Linked DNA regions of Homo sapiens: region 1 is linked to region 2. A link is an interaction called in ENCODE POLR2A ChIA-PET data of the cell type or tissue named here. Cell type or tissue: PC-9. All regions are shown on one strand.

What was found. ChIA-PET counts read pairs that join two places held together with the same protein. Peaks named below come from ENCODE experiments on the same cell type or tissue, not always from the same donor. Only the 100,000 strongest peaks of a DNase experiment are listed, where the experiment ranks them.
Region 1: POLR2A ChIA-PET joins it to region 2 with 5 read pairs; 5 of 35 experiments call an interaction of 5 or more read pairs at or near these places.

What each region holds. Positions count from the first base shown.
Region 1 is chr3:38,238,332-38,246,331 of GRCh38, forward strand. OXSR1 (oxidative stress responsive kinase 1) reads left to right here. Exons shown (of 18, transcript NM_005109.3): 12 at 4,412-4,447; 13 at 7,744-7,890. Among named protein-coding and RNA genes, the nearest start is that of SLC22A13, 23 kb to the right of the region's middle. In PC-9, no CTCF peak of the experiment used is centred here; no DNase peak of the experiment used is centred here.
Region 2 is chr3:38,150,968-38,158,967 of GRCh38, forward strand. LOC101928234 (a long non-coding RNA gene) reads right to left here. Exons shown (of 5, transcript XR_940733.2): 4 at 6,104-6,183; 5 at 5,082-5,293. Among named protein-coding and RNA genes, the nearest start is that of OXSR1, 11 kb to the right of the region's middle. RefSeq lists an enhancer at 4,143-4,644. In PC-9, no CTCF peak of the experiment used is centred here; DNase peaks (open chromatin) are centred at 1,144, 3,244, 4,064 and 6,814; H3K4me3 peaks cover 627 bases; H3K27ac peaks cover 5,803 bases.

The DNA.
Region 1 (8,000 bases), 87 kb after region 2:
AGGAAATCTCATAATATTGATAGATCTAAGGAGAAAAATCTTATTTTTATTTTCATAGATTCTGAAAAAGGCTTTGACAAAATTCCGCCCATATTCATAATGCTCTTATGTAGATCCAGATTTCCATCTTTATATTATTTTCCTTATGCCTGAAAAACTTTCCTTAATATTTTTTGTGTTGTAAGTCTTTTGGTGATGATTTTATGTCTGAAAATGTCTTTGTTTTGAGAATGTGTGTTTGTAGGGTATAGAATTCCAGGTTGACAGGCTTTTTTCTTTCAGCATTTTAAAGATGTTTCTTCACCATCTTCTTGCTTGCATCTTTCCACTGAGAAATTTTGTGACATTCTTATTCTTGTTCCTTTATAAGTAACATGTCTTTTTTCCCTGGCTGCTTTTAAGATTTCCTCTTTACAAATGGTTTTGGAAAATTTGATTGTGATATGCCTAGGTATATTTTTCTTCATGTTTCTTGTGCTTGGGGTTTGTTGAGCTTCTTGGATCTGTGGGTTTATAGGTTTTTATCAAGTTTGGAAATTTTTCAGCCATTATATTTTCAAACATTTTTTTTCTGTCCCCCAGTAACATATATATTAGGCAGCTCGAAGTTGTCTCACAGCCCACTGTTTCTCTTAATTTTTTTAAAATTCTTTTTTTCTGTCTATTTTGTGTAGTTTTTATGGTAGCTTTCAAGTTTATTTATCTTCTGCAATATCTAATCTTCTGCTAATCCCATCCAGTTCCTGTTTCATCTCAGGCATTGTAGTAGTCTAGAAGTTTAATTTTTTTCCCATCTTCTATGTCTCTACTTAACTTTTTGGAGATATGTAATACAGCTATGATAACTATTTTAACATCCTTCTCTTCTAATTCTAACATCCATGTCAATTCTGAATTGGTTTTGTTTTGTTAGTTATTCTCTTCATTATGGCTTGAGGAGTATTTTCCTGCCTCTCCACATCTAGTAATCTGATTAGATGCCAAACATTGTAATTTTCACCTTATTGCTTGCTGACAATTTTGTATTTCTGTAAGTCTTCTTGAGCTTTGTTCGGGGATACATTAAAGTTAGTTGGAAATAGTTTAATGCTTTTAGATCTTGCTTTTATGATTTGTTAGTTGGGTCTGTAGTAGTGTTCAGCCTACAGCCATTTATTCCCCATTACTGAGACAAGACCTTTTTGAGAACACTACCCAATCACCTGTGAGTTATTAGTTTTTCCAGTCGGGCTGGTGGAAATAGGCACTGTTCCTGGCCCTGTGTGAGTGCTATGCACTCTTACCTCTCATCGTTTTTGATGTTTTCCCCCCTATTCTCAGGCATTTCCTCACATGCACTCGTTGATAAGTATTCTGTCAAACATTCAAAAGTGACCGTCTGCAGCTATCTAGGGTTCACTCTCTTTGTAGCTTTCTCCTTCCTTGTACTGTTTTATCAGCTTAATCTGCCTTGGTCTCCCGGTCTCTTAGCTCTGTTTCCTCAACTCAGGCAGTTCCTTGGATTTCATCTAGGTTCCACCTCCCTGTGCCACAGCTTGGAAGCTTTCAAGGCAGTATGTAGGGACAAGGCCCACCACTTTTTTTCCCTGTCTTCCAGGAATCACTGTTTTTCTTTGCCCAGTGCCCAATGTCTTGAAAATTTTTGCTTCATATATTTTGTCTTTTTTTGCAGAGGTGGGGTTGTTTCAGGCAGAAAGATAAATCTGGTCCCTGTTTATTCATCATGGCCTGAAGTGGAAGTCTACAATTATATTTTAAGTGAATGTGTAACTGTACTGAAGGGGAATATAAAAAGAAAGAATCCAAGTAACCTATGAATATAGTATTTGACTATGTGTTCTCAGGTGGAGTTGATGGGGGAAAGAAAACTTAAGACAAACCTTGAGCTCCTTTTATTAGGATTATTTTTCATAGTTGTATATGCAAAACAGTTCAGAAACTCTTGTAGGATTGAGGAAATGAGTAAATGTCTCAATGTTCTTGGGAGCCAAGATTCTCACTATAGAAGAAGATATACGCAGGTACGGAACAGGGCAAAGTGAGAAAGAATCCTGTGGCAATGGGTTTGAATTGGAGGCATTGGTGTGAATTCAAGCTTTGTAAAGTATGTGTGTGAATGTGTGTGTGCGTGTATGTATATACGTGTGTCTGTACTTGCATATATTTCTCAGCTTTGTCCACTGAATGGCCTGAAAGCAAAGAAACCCCAATAATGACATGCCTTGTATCCAGATAATGGTCTCTAATACCATTCCCCACTAAAGGGAAGCAGAGCTCCTTTGAGAAATGGTTGATTCCAGGGCTTGGGCAGGGAAAATATAAGGGGAATCTTGAATATTATGTTCCTTTGCCAGAAGGAAAAGATACTTAAAAAAAAAAAAAACAACTCATAAGGACACAAGCGCCAGCTCGAAGTTACTCCTACTGGCAAAATCTGGGACAATTTAACCACCAAAATAAAGTGCAATAATTAATTTTAAACAATTTAGAAAATAGCTATCTATGAGTCTATACCAATAACAAATACATATATAAACAAATGGGGGAAAAGGAATGGTTCTTCATTGCGGTAGGCTACCAAGTGCTGACCAGTAAATATGGACGAGTGTTGGAGATGGAAAATCATCATTTTACAATCATCGTCGCAAGGATAGGATTAGGCAGGAATCATCAATGAAGCTAAATATAGGGGGAAGTTTTGATAAGCAGGATATTTTCAAGGTCTTAAAGTGTGCCCCCACATATTACCTATTCACCACAAGGGAAAAAAATAAGGTTTTTTTATACTGGAGAAGTAGGAAAATTCCTTGACTAGGTGATTAAAATTAACATCACCAATGAGGGGCAGATGAACATGGGATACAGTAAGAAGGACACGTCAGTATGTAGAATTCCAAGTGGGAATTCATGTAAATATAATAATAAGGAAACATTAGATAAACCCCATGTATGTGGTGGGAGTGGAGGGACTGTATTCTCCAAAAATGTTGATGTTCCAGATTTTAAAAATCTAAGAAACGTGAAAACTACCTGCAATACATGATCCTAGACTGCATTTTATACTGGAGGAAAAACAAAAGGCTACAAAGGACATTAGTGTTGACATTTACGCTATAAATTAGATAAAAGTATTATATCATGTTAAATTTAATGAGAACTATAGTGTGAAGTTATATAAGAAAATATCTCATTCTTAGGAAATGTACACTCTGATTATTAAGTGGTAAACAGCCATGATATATGCAACTTATTCTCAAATGGTGTAGGAAAAATATATTTAGAAAGAGAAAGTGAGCACCCAAATGATAAAGCAGATGAGGGGAAAAAAGGTTAATAATAAATGAATTGGGGTAAAGAGTATACTTACGTTCTTGTATTGTTATTCTAGCACCTTTTCTGTAAGTTTGAAATTATTTACAAAAGTTTTTTTTTCTTGTAGTCTGGATGAATTCATTATTTACAAAGTTGTTTGTTTTTTTTTTTAAAAAAAAGGTTTTGGGTTGGTCACTTACTTGGTATGCTACATTAGCTATTACCTGAACTTTGATTACTCCTTAATGAAATGGTGATAAAAGTGTTAAAAAAAAAAAACCATCAATTGATCTTTGACATATTCTGACTAAGTCCATCATTGTCAGAATTTACCATAAATTGTTATTCGTTTAGAGGTAAGTTTTTTGGTAAACTACAGTGCCTGTATCCAGAATTACTGCTAACTTTTATTATTTACCAAATAAACAGCTTAAATTTTCATATGGCAGATTGTAATTGGTCATTTCCTAATAAATGTGGTTTACACCAGATATTTGAGACCTCACCTCAAGTATCAGTTTATTTCCACTACCTTTATTTTTGCTAGTGGTCCATGCTTTATTTTTGGACCACCCGTGTTTCTTTAGATACCAGATTCCCAAATATCCAACACCAAGAATAAGGGTAGTAGACTCTTTACATGCAGCTTTCAGATCATTTTTGGCTCAAGAGTTTTCTCCATTAAAGCTTGTAAACAGAATTACTCTGCTTTGAGAATGTGTTGGATAATTAGCTTAAAAGTTTAGGTTTGGTCTGGGATCTTATATACATAATATGTTCACGATTAGTAGAAAGAATTTTACTTTGGAGAATGTGACAGTCCCATTATGTATGCTTATAAAGCTCACAATTTTAAAATACGGAATTTTAAAATTGATAAGTACATTGATGTATTTGTTACAGGCTACCTGGACAAAAAATACAATACTATCATGACAGTTATTTTTTCCAGAAAACTTTCAGTAGACTTGCTGGTGAGTTAATATATGGATCAGAATTAAATGGAGTTGATTTGCATTTAACATCACTTGCAGTTTGGGACTGACTACAAGTAACCTGAGTTGTGAGTTAACAATCATCCTTTTTGTATTTCGTTTAGTCTCCCCGAGTGAAAGAATCAATATCAAATTCTGAGGTAAGTAATTGTGATTATTGAATCCTTGTTAAAGTAAATGTGCTTTTGTTTTGGTTTCAATTCGAAGTGCTTTTGTTTGTGCATATGTATGCTTAAATGGGAATGCAACTTTATACCAATCGAATTTTAAAAGTTGGCGTAAGGGCTCAGAATGTTCTTCCTTGCCTCTTTGATTTTGTGAATTTTTTATTTTTATTTTTGGCTTGGGCTGCTGGAAGTGAAAAGTTATTTATTTATTTATTTATTTATTTATTTATTTATTTATTTATTTTGAGACAGGGTCTTACTCTGTCACCCATGCTGGAGTGCAGTGGTGTGATCACGGCTCACTGCAGCCTTGACCTCCTGGGGCTCAAGTGATCCTTCCACCTCAGCCTCCTGGGTAGGTGGAACCACAGGCACACACCACCATGCCTAATTTTTGTATTTTTTTTAGAGATAGGGTCTCACCATGTTGCCCTGGCTGGTCTCAAGCTCCTGGGCTCAGGCAGTCTCCCTGCCTTGGCCTCCCAAAGTGCTGTAATTACAGGCATGTGCCAATGTGCCCTGCTGAAAAGTAGTGTTTTTGCATTAATTTGTTTGCGAATTTGTCAAATGCCACCTGTCCTTTTTGAATTCTTTCTTTCAGCCTCAGCCTCTTCTCTTGTGAAATAAATTCTATTTTCCGTGGTTACTGTGTCAGTATGATAGGAAATCTTGTTAAACAGATTCTTATTGGGCTGGTTTTCCCTATTCTCATTACCGGAGAAAGACAATCATTTCTGTGGTCTGTTCTGTCATACAGTCTTATTTCCGGCAGCATCTTCATTCTGAGCTCAGTATTTGGTTTTAACACATCTCTTACTCTTAAACCAATTCTATTCTTGCCTCTTTGCTAAAAAGTAACCTTTGTTTTTTCATTTATTTTGTATATAAAGTACATTTGTGTATGTGATTATGTACATTTGTTTACATAGAACTGTATTAAGAGTAAAAACAAATACTGTTCCTTCACATATTAACAGGCCGATATCTGTTAACTTGTATTAGAACTGTTGTTCACTTATATGTGTGGCTCCTCTTCTTGGTAGGGGAATTGCGTTTTCCTGCCCCTTGAAATTACATATGCCATGTCAGTTACTCTGGCCAGTGGCATGTTAGCAGAAGTGAGAACCACTCATGATTCCCCTTGTCTCCTTATTCCTGCTACCATGACCTGCATTCCTGAGTGAGGATGATACCGAGCTTGTTAGCCCCCGCTGGCGAGAGATAGACTTGAAGTGTGTCCAATAAACAACTGTTGTTTTAATCCACTGACACTTCAGGATTATTTGTTACTTCTAATTTAACCTATGTTGACTGATACTTGATTTCTCAGAAATTGAATGAGAGGCTATTTTACAGATTATCTAGTTTTTATTTTTAGTCTTCTCCTTGTTCCTTTGCCTAAATATCATCTCCACATGAACTCTTGCATACTCATATTCTCATGCTCATTACTTTGTTTTTAAATTTGCGATAAAATTCACATAATGTAAAATTTACCATCCTAATCATTTTCAAGTATATAGTCCAGTGGTATTAAGTATATTCACACTGTAGTACAACCATCACTACCATCCATCTTCAGAACTATTTTATCTTCCCATACTAAAACTCTGGCTATTAAACAGTAACTGCATTCTCCCCAGTCGCTGGCAACCACCATTCTATTTTCTGTCTATGAATTTGCCTACTCTAGGTACCTCATATAAGTGGAATTATACAGTATTTGTCATTTTGTGACCGGCCTATTTCACTTAGCATAATGTTCTCAGGTTCGTCAGTGTTGTAGCATATGTCAGAATGTCCTTACTTTTTAAGGGTCAGTAATATTCCTCTGTGTGTGTGTGTGTGTGTGTGTGTGTGTGCGTGCGCATGTACCACATTTTATTCATCTGTCAGTGGACACTTGGTTTGCTTCTACCTTTTAGCTGTGGTCAATTATGCCATTGTCAACATAGGTGTACAAGTATCTCTTTGAGACCCTGCTTTCAATTCTTTGGGGTGTATACCTAGAAGTGGAATTGCTGGGTGTATGGTACTTCTATTTGTAATTTTTTGAGGGACCATCATACTGTTTTCCATAGAGGCTGCACCATTTTACGTGCTCATCAACGAGGGTTCCAATTTCTGTGCATCCTCTCATTACTTTTAAAAATATATCCTTTCCATCTTTACTATAGATAAATGTAAGTACATACAATTTGGAAGCTAATAGTCTTTTGAAATAGTATTAATAATTAACATTTTCAAAAGTAGTCTTAAAGGCCTACTTTTTTGTAAAAATCTAGAACCAATGAGTAATTTATGACTTCTTATGTATGAAGTTAAATGAACACAAAATTTTATTCCTTGTCTCCTTGATTTTGCTTATGTAATATCACCTATTCAGCCTGTACTATTACTCTTTGAATTTTTTCTCTTTCAACTTTACATTTTGGCTATTGCATCGTTTTTTCTCCCCCAGTAACTGCATAATTTTGAATATGTTTAACTTGTTTTTATACTCAGTATCAGTCATTTCCCCCAAACTACATAATTAAAATTTATGAACTATTTCAGACATACAAAATAACATATATAAAATATCTTTTTTTAGTTTTAAAGCATCACATTCACTTTTAAAATGCATTTCAGATATGTTAAGGAATTATTGGTTGATTGTCTTTGTAAGAAATACAAAGTCCTCATGCATGGAAAAATATAGCTTCTGTAATTTTGTATTACATACTTAAATCTGTATTTTGGAGGTGCTGTTTTGCTGGGCAAAGGAATGGAATAGATTTTGTTAAAGATAAATATAATGCAAACTGAAGACAGACACAAAAGACTATATATTATATGATTCCATTTATATGAAATATCCAGAAAAGCAAATTTATAGAAATTAGGATCAGTTGTTGCCTATGGCTGGGTGTGGAAGCAGGAACTAACTATAGGCATGAGAGGACTTTTTGGGGGTGATGGAAGTGTTCTAAAACGATTGTGGTGATGGTTGCACAATTCTATATATGGTACAAAAATCGCCAAATTGTACAGTTACAGTGGGTAAATGTAGAGAAATATAAATTATACCTCACAGAGTTGTTAAAAGTTTAAAAGCCTAGAAATATTTGACTTCCGTTTGGAATAGATATATTCGGAGTAGACACAAAACCTGTACACTACCCAAAAACTACTTTGAAAATATCACCCTGAAAGGCTGAACTTGCTGTCAGCAGACCTGCCTCCCTTTCCACACAACTTAAGCAACACTGTGTGTGTTTTTGTTACAGCTCTTTCCAACAACTGATCCTGTGGGTACTTTGCTCCAAGTTCCAGAACAGATCTCTGCTCATCTACCTCAGCCAGCTGGGCAGATTGCTACACAGCCAACTCAAGTCTCTCTCCCACCCACCGCAGAGCCAGCAAAAACAGCTCAGGTAAAGCCGGGGATATGGTTTCATGGTCACTCCTTTGGATAGATGAAAAGAGCAGATATTAACGTGGAATATAACCTAATGTAATCAGGTTAATGTCTTGGTAGATTTTG
Region 2 (8,000 bases):
CAGTGAGACACAATGACTCCTTTGGTAGCTCGACTGTGATTGAATGTAAAAGGTTTTAAATTCTGGAGAGTGATGGGAGGAGAGCCATCATGCTCCAAAGTGGCTCCAGAATTTATATTTGTGTATGAAGGTTTATGTATGAAGCCTGTAGAGAAAACCAGATACTGAAGACATCATGTGAGCCCCTGCTTCAAGACTTACTGCCAGAATTTTCAGATATGTGAGCCAGCAAATTCTCTGTTTGTTTAAAATAGTTTGAGTTGTGTGCTAGATATTATCTGTCTTCTCCTCCACATCTTCCCTTGTTCTCCACCAGCCTCTGTGCCCCAAGATAATGACCTTCAAGGATTACATCAACAGGCTCCCCTTGCCCACTGGTTTCCTGTTGGGCTTGGCCAGTAGGAGGCACCAGTGGGAGATCAGAGAGCAGAAAGAGAATGAAGTGAGGATATTTATTCCCTTGGCTCTCTTCTTGTGGGATTGCTGAGGACTGATTACACCTCTCTACAAAAGGCTGCAGCTACTTTCAGGCAGTCTTCTCTCTCTCCTACTTTCTCTGCTTCTAGTAGGCCTTAGTCCTCTTGCTCTGTCAGGCCTAGGAATGATAATGGCTCCTGGAGGTGGTTGGCCCTAGAGTACTGCACTATTCCATTTGGTTTCCCTATTCCCTGCCCATGACTTTGCATGGCTCTTTGCACCAGGCTTTGTGACCCAAGGTATTGACCGGCTCCCCTTGTCCACAGGTTTCCTCTTGGGCTTGGCCAATGGGAGGCATCAGTGGGAGATCAGAGAGTAGAGAGAGAATACTTCCTTTATTAAACTGTCCTCAAATTGTCCATTTTGAGTGTGCCATTTGTTTCCTGTTAGGACCTGACTGGCATAGTAATTGGTATCAGGAGTAGCCTGGAGCCAAGCCCAGCTGAGTCCAACTTAGATCAGCCAAATACAATCTGATCTGCAGACACTTGAACAAGAAGTAAATGCTTAATGTTATCTACCACTGATATTTTGTGGTTGTTTGTCACACAGCATCTTTGTGGCAATAACTAACCAACGCCCTTTGTATGGTCATATGATTAAGTTATGAGCAATGGGATGTAAGAGGAAGTGATATGTTCAACTTTTAGTCTGTGACCTCAACAGAAAGGTGTGTGCCTGATATTTTCAAAACCTACCCATCTCATGCTGCAGAAATGTGGGTGTGGTGGTGGGAGCTGGAAGCTGCATGTTGAGGATGGCAGAGATGAAATCGGTAGAGCCTGGGTCCCTGACACTACAGAGTTGAACTACCACTCAGGACTGCTTACACTCAGACTTTTATGTCAGAGTGATTTCTTTCCTTTTTTTTTTTTTTTTTTTTTTTTTTAGGCAGGGTCCCACTCTGTCACCCAGGCTGGTGTGTGCAGTGGTGCAATCTCAGCTCACTGCAAGCTCCGCCTCCCGGGCTCATGCGATTCTCCTGCCTCAGCCTCTTGAGTAGCTGGGATTACAGGTGCACACCACCACACCCTGCTAATGTTTGTATTTTTAGTAGAGACAGGGTTTCACCATGTTGGCCAGGCTGGTCTCGAACTCCTGAGCTCAAGCAGTCCATCCACCTCGGCCTCACAAAGTGCTGGGATTACAGGCAAGAGTTACGGTACCCAGCCAAAGTGAAATGCATTTCTATCTGGCCAATGTTACAGCAAGAATGCTGGCATCCTAATGAACTTTGGGTTTTCTGTCACGAGCAACCGAGACAAAATGGGTTTGTTGCAAGCCCCTTGCAGTGCTCCTGCAACCCCAGTCCCTCCATGTCCACTGATAGTCTGCTTCCTGTTCTGCTGTGGGTTCTGCCCACTTTGCTGTTGAACACTGGGCCCATCTTTAGTCTGCCCTGAATCACTACTGCTCCTGTCACAAGGGCTCCCTTTCCTGCTCTACCAATAACTGTGTGGGTGTTTCCAGCTTCACTGAAGGACTAGCTGTAACCAGACAATTCATATGTCTGCTCTGTAACTTAAAGCATAAAAATCATTAGAGTAGGTATGCACATTTATAACTCAGAGGTGAGAAGACAATGTAGCTTCTTTGTTTTGCGTAATTTAATCTTTTGCATGCACCCTTGCCCTGCTGGGTGGGAAGGGGAAATTTAGCTTGCCAATTAATAATATTATCAGATTTTTTTGGTGTCGTTGTGGGTAACTTGATCACTCTTAGGCAAATGCTGTTTTTTAGGCCTCCTTCCCTTCTCCCTTCATCTTGCCAAGATGGTGTCTGGGAGTTTGGGAAAGAGAAGACTCACGTGACCTTGTGGTAGAAAGAAAGAGTTGCCTTGGATCTCTGTGAGCAGGTCCTTGTACTGTCCTCTGGCTCTGGCATGGAGTGCCTGACCTGATTTGATTCCTGACTTGCTATGTGTCACCTGCTGAGATGCAGCGGGCCTCATCTGGCCTTAGGAATGTGATGCCAGCATCCAGCACTGAAGTCTATAGTTCCAACCATTTTCTTTCAGTCACTAAGTCTCACCTCTGTAGGCTTTCATTCCAACTCTCTGTACAGGCCTCCACAACACCTCCCCATGCCTTCATGGGGCACAGGAAGCTCTTTTTCTATCTAGGATTTGAAGGGGTTAAGTTTTTGGGCAGGGCATTCTGTAGGACAGTTATATGTAATTCTATGTCAATATTACACTCATGCTCAACTAGACACTGCAGAGCTAATTGAATTAGCATTTACCTAAGAGAGACCAGGTTACCCATAATAGGAGGATAACGTCTTCACTGCCTGCTGGATGGGGTCCACTGCCATTCACCAGGAAAACGGTGCCAGTTCTGGGGGCCTAGGCCCCTTTGGACACTGGAAAATGATCTCTTTAGGTAGATTGCTCACAGCTGTGCACACGGAGAATCGTTCATAAATATTTGTGAATTGCATTTGATCGAGACTAAGGGGCACTTTAGTTCCCATTTCCTGATGTCTTAAAAATTCCAATTCAAAGCTTACACAGGCAGAGCCCTCTCTAATTTTGGTAGACCCTGAACCCTAATTCATTTGTTCAGGTTGGGTACAAAGCAAAGAAAGCTTCACAATCCACTGGGAATCAAATAGAAAACTTCTATTTCCTTAATCAGATTTTGCAATAAGAAATTAGGCAGTGCCATGGGCAAGCAATGATGCAGCAGTGGTATGGTGTGAATGACATCACACAGATGTCTGTTTTTCCTGTTTTTCCTGAGTAAGCAGACCTGAGTCAAACCATTCAGCATTGTTGCCCAATCTTTGTCTCTGTAATGCTTCATTCTATTTCCATCAACCTATAATTACTGGCTATCCCTTATTCAACACTTAAAATAAGCCAGGCACTGTGCTAAGCATTTCCAGGAATTTCTGGAGCAAGTTTCTTAACATTTCTGAGTTTTCTCATCCGTAAAACTGGCATAAAACTTCACAAGGCTATTTTACTGATTAAATGAGGTGTTTATATCCCTTAGCGTGTTGCCTAGCACTTAAATCTAATGGCTGCTCAGGGCTTTTTATCTGAATTCATGTTATGAAAGTAGGCATTATATTACATGCTGTCTGAATCTATTCAGCTCCTGAGTTCAGAGAGTGGGGGATACCAAGTTATCTGAAAATAAATATGAATATTCAGTTCCTGGGTTTAGATAGTGATGGTACCTGTAGTTTTGAATGTTTTATAAATTATAGCTGCCTCTCAGAGATACTCCTGCCCAAGGCTGAGAGTTGAATAGCATATTTTATGCAGATTTTCCTAAAAAGGGGAGAAAATCAGCTCTTCATAAGTTTTCAGACTGTCATTATGCTGACAGGACTTAAGGTGGGCAAAAAACGAAAACCCCAGAAAAATGCCTTACTTCCTTTCTAGTCATAGGGTATTTCCACTCCTCACAGGGGACCTACAACCTAATTTGAAATACAGAATATTCACAAAAAGAGAAGACTATGGGTACATGGCACCACAGGCTAAGTACCCAGAAATGGTCTGAGGGAGGTGGTAAGCATATACAACTGCCCTCAGGGCTGGAACAATCTCAGAAAAAGCATTCCAAGGGATGTGGGTGGAGCAGGGAGGGTGGGTCATCAGTTGAACCGGGCAGAGCAGGTAAGACCTGGACAGGTGGAGCCAAAGAAAAGTGGCATTCCTGGAAGGAGTAATAAGCTGAGCACAGGGGCTGAAGGAGGCACAATGAGACCAGGTGGGAATGGAGCATGTTGGTGTCTCCTCAGAGTGAAAGAGAGGAAGGGCTGGGGTGGGGGTGCCATAAACACTGGTATTACCTGAAATATGAAATCGAATTTAAATTTTGAAACATACTTAGAAAGAGCACATGAATATTTATGAATAGTTGAGCATGTGTGTACCCATCATCCAGGTTTAGAAATAGAACATGACCCGTATCTTTTAAGTCCTCCGTGTGCCCTATCTGGGCTGCAGCCTTCTCCTTCCCCCTAGAGCTAATCACTAACTTGAATTTTTTTTATTGTCTCCTTGATTTTCTTAAGCATCTAATACAGAAGTTTATTCAATTGTACTTTCTTTGATCTTTCTGTGAATGCAACCATACTCTATTAATTTTTCTGTTACTTTGTTTCTATCAGCATTGTTTTGTGTGTGCCTGTGTGTGTGTGTTGGGGGGTGGTTGTTTTGTTTTTCAGGCAGTCTCACTCTGTCGCCCAGGCTGGAGTGCTGTGGAGTGATCTCGGCTCACTGCAACCTCTGTCTCCTGGGTTCAAGCGATTTTCCTGCCTCAGCCTCCCTAGTAGCTGGGATTACAGGCGCCTGCCACCTCGTCTGGCTTATTTTTGTATTTTTAGTACAGTCAGGGTTTCACCATGTTGGCCAGGCTGATCTTGAACTCCTGACCTCAGGTGATCTGCCCATCTCAGCCTCCCAAAGTGGTGGGATTACAGGTGTGAGCCACTGTGCCCGGCCTGTTTTGGGATTCATCTATATAGCTGTAGGTAGATTCTGCTGCTGTATAGTGTCCATTGTATGAATACTTTTACACTCTATTTGGGTGATTTCCTTTACTTAGCCATTACAAAACCTGCTGATGTAGGTATTCTAGTATATATTATTTGGGATACAAGTACAAAAGTTTATTTTGATTGTATACCAGGAGTGGAATTGCTGGGTTGTAGGGGAGGCACAGGTTCTACTTTGCTAGGTAATACCAAACTGTTTTCCAGGGACGTTGCATCAATTTTCATTCCAACTAGCAGAGGATGAGAGTTTCTGTTTTCCTCATCTTGGCCAACATTTAGTATTCTCTGGCTTTTTAGTTTTTACCTATTGGTGAAGGGTCAAGTTATATCACGTTAGTTTTAGTTTGCATTTTCCTGATTAACGCAGCTGAAGTTTATGTTTATGGGCTCCCAAAATATTTCTGTGGAATCAATCTTGGAGAATTGCTTTCAGCAATTTAAGCCACGTTGTATTATTTGGTATTTCTCCTTATAAAGAGCTCAAACAATACACAGAAAGCAAATGTGTGTTGCACCTCCATGTACCTTCCAGAACTTATTCTATATATTTACATACAGGTAGAAATTGAATTTATTTTACAAGTTGCTTGTTTACCTTAATATAGATCATCCTATTTCAGTATGTACAGTTCTACTTCATTCTTTCATTTTTTTTTTTTTTTGAGACAGGTCTCACTCTGTTGTCCAGGCTGTACTGCAGTGGTGTAATCATGGCTCACTGCAGCCGAACCTCCCAGGCTTGTGATTCTCCCATCTCAGCCTCCCAAGTAGCTGGGACCACAGGTGCACACCACTATGCCCAGCTAACATTTGTATTTTTTGTACAGACGTGGTTTTGCCATGTTGCCCAGGTTGGTCTTGAATTCCTAGGCTCAAGCAATCTGCTTGCCTTGGCCTCCCAAAGTGCTAGGCATACAGGCGTGAGCAACTGCACCCAGCCTACTTCATTCCTCTAACTGTTGTGTAATGTTTCATGGTATGGATGAACCATAATTTTACCAGTCCACACTTTCTCAATTAAGCAATTTTTTTTAACAAGTAATATGGATTTATGATATCCAAAATGTAAAAAAGGATATATCCCTCCCACTCCTTTTCCTCAACAAGTTATTACCTTTGGCCTGGAGGCAGCCAAAATGAGCATTTGTGGTGGAAATTGGCTAGATGCTCACCAATCCCATCTGTTTCTTCTTCCTGAGCACACAGAAGCCATTTCTCAGTTTCCCAGAGTTAGGTTGGAGTCAGATGACTTGGTCTGACCAATACAATATGGGAAGAGATAACAGATACAGCTGAATCTTGGCCCACTTTGTGGTGTTCTGTCTCTCAACTGACTGGCTGGCTGAAGGCAGAGGATCCAGCAAAGACTCCAAGAAGGCCCCAGAAGATGGCGGTGCCACAAGATGGAGACAGCCAAAATCTCTCATTCTCCTCTTGAAGGAGAGGGACCAGAGACCTCTGCACTGGACTTTATGTGTGTGAGAAAAAAGCTTTTGCGTTAAGCCATCCAGATTTTTAGGTTGTTGCTTCAGCTAGCATCAATTACACTAATACAGAAAATGTCTTATGTGTCCTGAGATGTTCCACATAATAGACACAAGCAATTACCAGTCCTCTATCAAAGAACAAATAGGCTGTTTCTAAATTTTCTCTATTACAATAATGCCACAATAAACATCCTAATTAATTGGGTTTTCAGACATATTAAACCTTTAAGAGTGTTTGAAATGTTGCAGGCACTTAGGAATCTGCTCCACCCCAGTCAGGTATTCCCCATCTTTTGCTCAGTTCAGCTTGAGCTCATCTAGTTGGCATGGTGCCAGCCTGGGAGAACCTGAAGCTCCTTTCTGGCTCAGAATCCGGCTTGATGATGAGACTGTACTTTCTGCAAGAACAGATTTTTTTTTCCCACAATAACATTTATACATATGCATTTTTGCGGGCCTTGAGTGTCCATCACTTTAGACATTCATTTCCTGGGACTGCCAAGCTGTCAGTTTTTCACCAGGCTCCAGACTCCTAGCTTGCGCATGTCTCCTCTACTCTCACACTTCATCTGTTTAATCAACACCACGCCTGAATGCATGCCTCTGCAGGGTACTATTCCAGGTACAAAGTGAAAAGCACACCTAAGGGGGTTTGGTTGTTGTCATCCTCCCATCACATTAAGTGTGATATGTGATAAGAGATAGATGGGAGGGAATACATTCTAGCAGTCTATAATTGGTCCTGGTACTGACGTGAAACTGCTGAGAAAATCAGCTCAGGTCAGAGGTATAAGGTTGTGCTTTTCTTTATATTCAGGTTTCTCACATAGAGTACACATTAATTTTTAGAATATAATCAAAGGAGCCTATAAAACTTGAATTGTTACAGCTGTAATTCTCTACTTCAAGACATCACTAGTCTTGAAATCAGTCTTTTTTCCTCTATTCTGCAGGCACTAAAAGCAAAGCCCAATGCAAGTAAGTTGCTTAAGGGTAATAAAGTAAGAGGAAGAAGCATGAATATACTTTTGTTCCCCGTTTCTCAGTTCAGTGAGTCTCAACTTTTGGGTTTACGCACAGTAGCAGATGCTGTCTATACTGAGCTCATATCCTTTGGGCCTACTCTGGAGTTTGCTATTAGAGAGTTCTAACACAAGAGAAGGACTGCCTGTGTCTGCATGAGTGCATTCTCCGACCTTAGGAGCGTGCTTTTCCAAGCACTGAGCTGGGTAGAGGTGCAGGAGTGTTAACACCCTAAAGAGGAAGGGAGTTGGTGGGATAATAGCTCAGCTTCCTTGCCTCTTAGTGAGACGATTCTGAAGAGTGTTCCATAGTTTCCCAGATGGCTCACAGGAGGATTAAGCCTGGTTGCCCACACAGTGACCCCTTATTAATGCACCCTTAATGACTATCCTTCCTTTCCTGTCTTACTTCTCCACTCCTTCAAAAGAGGAGTTGCCTCTTGGAGTCACCTTCTAAACAAACTATTTGTACCCAAATCCTGGTCTCAGAGTCTGATGTTGG